Linked DNA regions of Homo sapiens: region 1 is linked to region 2. Evidence: chromatin contacts called from ENCODE Hi-C or POLR2A ChIA-PET data. All regions are on one chromosome and are shown on one strand. Each heading gives the region's core, a stretch centred on a gene start or an enhancer-like site at or near the end of the contact. The rest is flanking DNA. Distances are from core to core; before and after follow the strand shown.

What was found. A loop is a pair of places that touch in the nucleus more often than their neighbours do. ChIA-PET counts read pairs that join two places held with the same protein, here RNA polymerase II (POLR2A). Pooled maps may share reads with other maps.
Region 1: a loop to region 2 is called in a map with no recorded cell type, with 3 times the contacts of the local background. The contact joins two enhancer-like sites. A Hi-C loop is called at or near these places in 1 of 37 single-sample maps with no recorded cell type and 7 of 50 pooled maps. POLR2A ChIA-PET finds 5 or more read pairs at or near these places in 2 of 52 experiments (GM12878 and Panc1).

Annotation. Positions count from the first base shown.
Region 1 is chr7:105,302,842-105,307,104 of GRCh38, forward strand. The region is part of intron 2 of SRPK2 (SRSF protein kinase 2); the gene reads right to left. Among named protein-coding and RNA genes, the nearest start is that of SRPK2, 84 kb to the right of the region's middle. Within about 2 kb of position 1,815, at least 6 of the 41 ENCODE cell types and tissues checked have a DNase peak (open chromatin) inside an H3K27ac peak, as active enhancers do.
Region 2 is chr7:105,097,422-105,101,150 of GRCh38, forward strand. The region is part of intron 15 of KMT2E (lysine methyltransferase 2E (inactive)); the gene reads left to right. Among named protein-coding and RNA genes, the nearest start is that of KMT2E, 85 kb to the left of the region's middle. Within about 2 kb of position 1,875, at least 2 of the 41 ENCODE cell types and tissues checked have a DNase peak (open chromatin) inside an H3K27ac peak, as active enhancers do.

The DNA of each region.
Region 1 (4,263 bases), core at 565-3,064, 210 kb after region 2:
AAAGATGCCTTAACATTTAATTTCTGTATTGTTGAAGACACTGATTTTAATGAAATCCTACTTTTCTGAAGAAAAAAAAAAAATTAGCCAGGCATGGTGGCGGGCGCCTGTAGTCCCAGCTACTTGGGAGGCTGAGGCAGGAGAATGGCATGAACCCAGGAGGCGGAGCTTGCAGCAAGCCTAGTTTGCGCCGCTGCACTCCAGCCTGGGCGACAGAACAAGACTCCGTCTCAAAAAAAAAGGTGGGGGGGAGAAAATGTGGCACATATACACCATGGAATACTATGCAGCCATAAAAAAGGATGAGTTCATGTCCCTTGTAGGGACATGGATGAAGCTGGAAACCACCATTCTGAGCAAACTATTGCAAGGACAGAAAACCAAACACCGCATGTTCTCACTCATAGGTGGGAATTGAACAATGAGAACACTTGGACACAGGGCGGGGAACATCACACACCAGGGCCTGTCGTGGGGTGGGAGCTGGGGGAGGGACAGCATTAGGAGAAACACCTAATGTAAATGATGAGTTAATGGGTGCAGCAAACCAACATGGCACATACATACATATGTAACAAACCTGCACGTTGTGCACATGTACCCTAGAACTTAAAGTATAATTAAAAAAAAAATGACCTGAGTAAAAAGTAATTAACATTTAATTAGGGGTGGCATTAAATCCACAAGATTTATGGAAATAAAAGGGAAGAGCTCTTAATTTTCATATTCTTATATGAAAATTAATTCATATTACTAAAAGAAAATTAAGGAGGTTATGGCTGATGTCCATCCTGGCAGCATTATACACTGAAAAAAAACCCAGAAAACTGGGATTTGAATCTTGACTCTTTAGTATCTCTGATCCCTTAAATCAAGTCTCATCTTTCGTAAACCTGTTTCTTCATCTATAAAATGATGTCAAAGTAATAACTCAATTCGTACAGTTTAATGGTTACATAGTAAAAAAACAAAACACACGAATATGTGGCAGAGGGTCAAACTATGTGAAAAGCTAGTGAAAACGTTTGGAAGAAATTTTCACCAAGTGATAAAGAGCAGTTACAACCTGTTCACTGTTTTGGATCTTTTGTTAACAGCTGAAAAAAACAGAAATATTTTGAGAAAATCGGTAGAGTTGACTTCAAAAGTTTTCATTACGACCTGAAAACATGAAATTTGCAATGGTATACTTTGCTGTACTACAAACCCAAGAAAACATCCATCTCAAAATCACAAGTGAGGACAATGTTAACTTGTTTATTTGATCTCAATGGCACTGCTAATGTAGCACAAGACCAAGAGTCAATTGGACCCATTGTTCAAGACTGCTGAATGTTAACAAGGAGTTAACTGTGGCTTAGAAACTAGTTTCATCATCCTATTTTGGCTCACAGTCCATGAGTCAAAAACAATAAACCAAAAGCTCTAACAACCCAGATTGCCTATCCAGGTTATTCACCAAACTCGGCACTTAATGACTTTTAGCTGGTTCCAAAAATTGATTCTAACATCAAAGGATAAAGATTTATGACCAATGAACATATTCAAATCCTAAAGAAGACCTTGGGGTACAATGGCAGCATTGTTGGGGTAAGTACACTACACACCATTTGGAAGCCAGATTCATTTCAATTTGAAACTAGTAACTGTATTTATAAATAAGTCTCAGACCATAAACCACAGAAAGTGCACAGCAGTGCCACCTTAAATCCTTTTTGGAACAAGGCAGGCTATGCATGTATGCATACTAAAGTAAACAGAGTTGTCTTGCCCAAAGACTTGCCCTGATTTTGTCTTAACTGTTCATTTCCCATTAGACAGTATCCCGAGCCTTACTTAGATGACTCAAAGAAAAACTGATAAACTGAAAAACAAAATATTTGGTCCACCTTTCCGTTTTAGTATCATGACTACAGGAATCTTGAAACAGATGATATATAGACAATCCACTGTGAAAACCGCAGGGCTGCCCTGGCCCCGGGCTACAATCACTGATTGATACATGCTGCCTACAGATGCCCTCAGACTAGGGACACCCTCTTCACTAAAAGAAAGACTAAAAGCCTTCTTAGCCTAAATAGAAGTCAAAAAGCATACAGCTTTAAAACCAAACTATTACACAGCTAAATATCCTGACCTAACAAAGATAAAAACTATCCTCTAGTCTAAACTTTAGAAGCATCTAGAACCACAGCAATAAATATTATTCAAAATACTTTAGGTCAAGTTCATATTTTCATAGGTTTCCATGTTTTCTGGGATTTCTAAAATCTTGGAGACAACAGAGGATGATTATTTAACAAAAATCCTGTTGCCAGCCAGGCGCTGTGGCTCATGCCTGTAATCCCAGCACTTTGGGAGACTGAGGCAGGCAGATCACCTGAAGTCAAGAGTTCAAGGCCAGCCTGACCCACATAGTGAAACCCTATCTCCACTAAAAACACAAAATTAGCCGGGTATTTTTACAGGTGGTGGGCACCTGTAATCCCAGCTACTGGGGAGGCTGAGGCAGGAGAATCTCTTGAACCCAAGAGGCAGAGGTTGCAGTGAGCCGAGACTGTGCCACACAGTCTCGCACAATAGAGCGAGACTCTGTCACAAAAAAAATTTTCTGCTGCCTACTAGTTTATTATAACAGTATACAAAAGACCAAGGAAATTGTAGAGAAATAACTTTATTTAAATGCATCTGACAGATAAATCTATGTTCGCTTCTTCATTCCTGTGTTACTTTAATTCTTCTGTGTAATTTTGGGGAGAGTCAGTGTTGAATTACCCAACAGGAAAAAAATGAAGCACACTGTTGGAGAGGAAAACACTCTTTCCCTACCCTCTTAGATTCAGTGGCTGGGGTCCCTGAATTTAACAGATAAAAGATTAACAGGAGGGGGAAAAAAAGCAGTTTACCTATGCATGCAATGTGCATACACAAAGGAGAACTCAGTGTTAACTCAAAAGGGTGATTAAAATTTGGGTTTACACACCATCTTAACAAAGGGTGATAAAGTACGGGGAAAAGGCTAGACTGAGGAAAACAAGTTCTGGACTTTGAGGGAGGTACAAATCATGGGAAGATAACTAGAAATGTATAATAAATAGGGGTTCTTTAGTACGGAACACTTTCAGAAATGTAAATGGATAGCCTGCTTTTAGACAGAAAGGTGGAGGGCAGGAAACTAAATGCCTTCAGCTTAAAACAACACCTACACTAAAAGTGGGATATTTTGGGGTGGCATGCTCTGGTCCCCTTCTACATGCTTAGAAAACCAACAAAAATGAGGTACCAAAAGAAGTAAGAGGATTTTTTTTTAAGGCATCTGATGTAGTTTTTGAAGCCATGAGTAACAATGAGAATTTTTGCTGGTATTCTATTAGTTTGCATTTCAGTATTGTCATTTTCCATTTTGCTAGGAAGAGAAAAGACACACCATAATCTTTTCAGTGCACTGGGCTTCTAAGAAACTTAATCAGAACCTGACGGATCATCTCTGAATACCATAGTTTCAGAATATTAACAAAAGTCATAATAACTGTGAATTATTTTTGCAAAGTACGTATCACTAGAACCAAGATGTTTAAGTAGAAATTTTGAAACCTAAGAGACCACATCACTGTCATCTTCTTGGTCAATACTTGAACCAGGCAAAAAAAAAACCAACACTTCCTTTGAAATCTCATGAAGGAAAGCAGTGAGGAGTCTTCTACCCTTGAAGCAGCAGGATGTACTCCACCTGAACAAAGAAAAAACAGTCATGAAGAAAAAACATGTTGGCTAACTGCTATCCTCTCGTTGGCAAGATGCCACCTTCAGTTGGAAAAGCATTTAACCGAAACACTCATTTACAAATATCTTTATCTGCAATCCATTTTAATGCTGTATACATCTCTAACTTAAGTGGAGAATAACTTTTAAAAAGAAAATGTCATAAATTTCTCAGAATTAAAAGTAAAACACTATTACAAGAACATTTTTGTAGAAGAAAACAATACAAAGGAGGAGACATGGCTAAATATGGGGGAAAAATGTTTAAACACAAACTTACAACTTGATTATAGATATGGAGACTCACACTTATGGAAAGCTGTCAAGTTATCCACAGAACTCTAGTTCTGAATAGAGAATACAATCCTTTTCCTCTTATTTTATAACTCTGGTGAAGAAAGAGACCGAATAGCAGGCAGGTGCAGCTAAACATGTCCTGGAAACACAAAGGCAGCTCAAAAGGAAGATTTAATTTAAGGGTCAGATTTTTTAACATACAAG
Region 2 (3,729 bases), core at 625-3,124:
GTTGCCAGGCCTGGAGTGCAGTGGCACAATCTTGGCTCACCGCAACCTCTGCCTCCCGGGTTCAAGTGATTCTCCTGCCTCAGCCTCCCAAGTAGCTGGGATTACAGGTGCCCACCACCACGCCTGGCTAATTTTTTGTATCTTTAGTAGAGATGGGGTTTCACCATGTTGGCCAGGCTGGTCTTGAACTCCTGACCTTGTGATGATCCACCCACCTCTGCCTCCCAAAGTGCTGGGATTACACGCGTGAGCCACTGTGCCCAGCCACCTATTTTTATTAGGTACTCAGTTCAAACAAAATGAGGTTAATCAGCTTTAACTGCCTTCTAATAAATTCAAGATTTCCAAAATTGTTGAAATGCTTCCAGTTAGTTACATGTCTTTAAGTAACGTGATACGTGCTTGACATAATGTACACATGGTTCTTACTCATTTAAAAACAATGTGAGTGCTTGCCATTTGAGATATCGGATGAGCAAAGAAGGAAAGGTCACTGCTCTGGAAAAGCTTTCGTAGAGAATGGGGTAGAGGAAATAACAAACGAGTATCAAAATAATAAAGAGTGCCATGAGTATAAATTCCATCATCACATGATAGAGGAAATGGAGACACCACACAAGCCATACGTGTTATTTTGGAATGATTTTTATTAGTAACAAATAATCTTACCCATCTTTTTAGATTTATAAGTTTATCTTTGTTATATAAAAGGGTAACAAGTTTTTTTGAGCAAGGAATCATTTAATTTCTCTATTTCAAGACCAAAGAAGAATAGGGTGATTTTGTAGGTGGGCTCTGGCTTTCCTTTTCCTATTTTTTTTTTTTTTTTTAGATAAAGACAGGGCCTCGCTCTGTTGCCCAAACTGGAGTGCAGTGGTATGACCAATAGCTTACTGCAGCCTCCAACTCCTGGACTCAAGCAATCCTCCTGCCTCAGTGTCTGGAGTAGCCAGAACTACAGGTGCATGCTACCATGTTCCACTAATTTTTTTGTTTGTTTCCTGAGACAGAGTCTTGCTTTGTCACCTGGCTGGAGTGCAGTGGCGCAATCTCAGCTTACTGCAACCTCCACCTCCCTGGTTTAAGTGATTCTCCTGCCTCAACCTCCTGAGTAGCTGGGACTACAGGCGCGTGCCACACCTGGCTAATTTTTGTTTTTTTAGTAAAGACAGGGTTTCACCATGTTGGCCAGGATGGTCTTGATCTCTTGACCTCATGATCCACCCTCCTCGGCCTCCCAAAGTGCTGGGATTACAGGCATAATAAACCACTGCGCCCAGCCTAAATTTTTTTGTGGAGATGGGAGTCTTGCTTTGTGATGGGGATATTATTAAGCAGACTGCTTATAGGAAATTACAATGCTTGGTATTTACTCTTGGAAAACCATAAACTAAGACATATGTCATAAAAACAATGTATAGATTTCATGGGAAATCTATCGAGTTTAGATTATATAGCACAGGTGTTAGGGGCTATGGAAAGTCTGCAGGGGTTAATTAGGAATCCTAATTTCTCTATCTCCAGAGTCAGCTCTAACTACCTCAAAGAATAAAACTTATTTTTCAGTTAGAGCTATAAAATGGGAGGCAAATTTTGTCTTTAAATAGGTACCATATACATGGCTGTGTCAAAGAATGTACTGTATGTAATGGTGACTAGAAAAGCTGAATGATGTATGACCTTTAAGAAATTAAAAATAAATGTAGAAAATCAGGCACGTTTATGTTCCAAAATATTTGTGTATTTTAAGATAAAGCTAGGTCTAAAGCTGTTAGGAAATGTTTAGTGCTTAAGCTTTATTCTTACCCAGCTGTAGTAATGTAGGAAGAGTTTTGCTTTATGTAGCGGCAGTAATTGGAAAGAAGAGTAATACAGAAACCAGGAAACCTGCATAACCTGCATAGTAATTATGGCTCTGCTTTTGAATGAGTCACTTAATACACATGGGCTTTGGTTTCTTCAGCAGTATTGGACCACATTATTTTTTAAGATCCTGATCAACTCTAGAAGATTATGAACCATCTCTAAATACAGGATTTTGCTCTGACTATAAATTAGCTGTAGTGTTTACAGGGGAGTTTGATTTTTTAATTGAATGTTTATATCATATAGTTTTATCTCTGACCAAAACAAGAAAATATTTCTTGTATCCCAAACAAGAAAATATTGGACTATGTCAGACTCTGTTGGCATAAATTCATATTTACCTTACAACACCCAGGATAATCATACTACAAAAAATATCTTCCTTGGGTGCCCACCTGTGGGTAGTTTTTTATTTTACACATACAATGATTTTTGCCAAGACAAGTTTGTTTCTTCTGGAAAAATGTACTTTCCCCAAATTTTTTATTTTAAATTTTTTGAAAAGAAATAACCATAGTAATTAATCCCTCCTCTCCAACCAGGTTCATCAGGTAAAGCGCAGTTTGGGAAAATGATCTTTTTAGTTACTCCAAATTTCTCCTCTTCTACATTCAGGGTTTTAGAGAAGCCCTGATAAAAACAGTTTTACAGAGAACCACAAGACAAAAAGGGGTAAAGGTAATTTAAAAGCCCAAAAATAAGGAATTTTGTAAGGAAAGAACTCAGCTGTAAAACTTTCAGTGCCAGTGAACAAGTAGAACCATCTTTTGCATGTGCTATTGTAGTGTTTGCCCGTCCCAGACTAGGAGAAGTGAGATACAGATACGTAATCCATGAACAAAGAACCTTACCTCTTTGGACCTCAGTTTCCTCAGAGTCATGTTTGCAATATGGAAATTTGCTGTAACAAATTAGAAACTTAGAAGTATTATTAGAGTACTTTTGTTGACATAGTATTTTGTTCCCTTGCTGAGTGTAACAACAACAACAAAAATACAGGAACAGGTAAACAGTAGTTTCCAAAGTGTAGGTATCTTGAGGCTTGAATCTCTGCTGGTAATTACTGGAACTAAAGCTCCAATATTGAGAAGACTGTGGCATCCAGACCTTGAGTTTCTGATCTTTCTTCCTCACATCGATGTGTAATAAAGGAGGAAAGACAAATGGATCTGAGCCTCAGGACCTGTGGTTCTTTTCATTTTAAGAACTGGACAGTTGATGGATGTGGTTCCTGGTTCTGGTTTAGAGCTGAAGCATCTGTCAAGGCTCTGGGTCTTACTCTTAATGTTCTCTTTGGATAGAGAACTGATGCTCAAAGGAACACTTGGCTGTTTCTCAGTCCCTGTCTTGAATTGTCAGTGAAGACAGGAAGAGCAGAAGGTAGAGGAATACTTTATAAGAATTACAATGGAGGGCAAGAGGACTAAAGTAGAAATAATAATTAACATACAGAACGCCCACCATTTTCCAACTACTGTTTGAAAACCTCGTATTTTCTGTTGGAACCAAATAACAACTCAGAGAAGTTCATCATAAATGAACTTCTTGCCAGACTTGAAAAGAGAGAAGAGAACAAGCTTTGGAAAGGATTTTATTACCCACATCTTACTGTCTCAGAAAGGTTAACTTGCCTGGAGTCACAGAGATACTTACCAAATGAGAATCATAATTTTTAAATGCAAGACTTTACCTCACAACATCCTGCTGCAGTATGCCAATAATATACTCACTCAAGTGCATATGAATTTTACCTTTTCAACATATCATTACCTTAGGGATTTTGGATCTTTTTTTAAAAGGCTGATTTCTGTATTATTAAGAGAAAAGATTTTCGGTTTGGTAAAACAAGGTAATTTTTGAGGC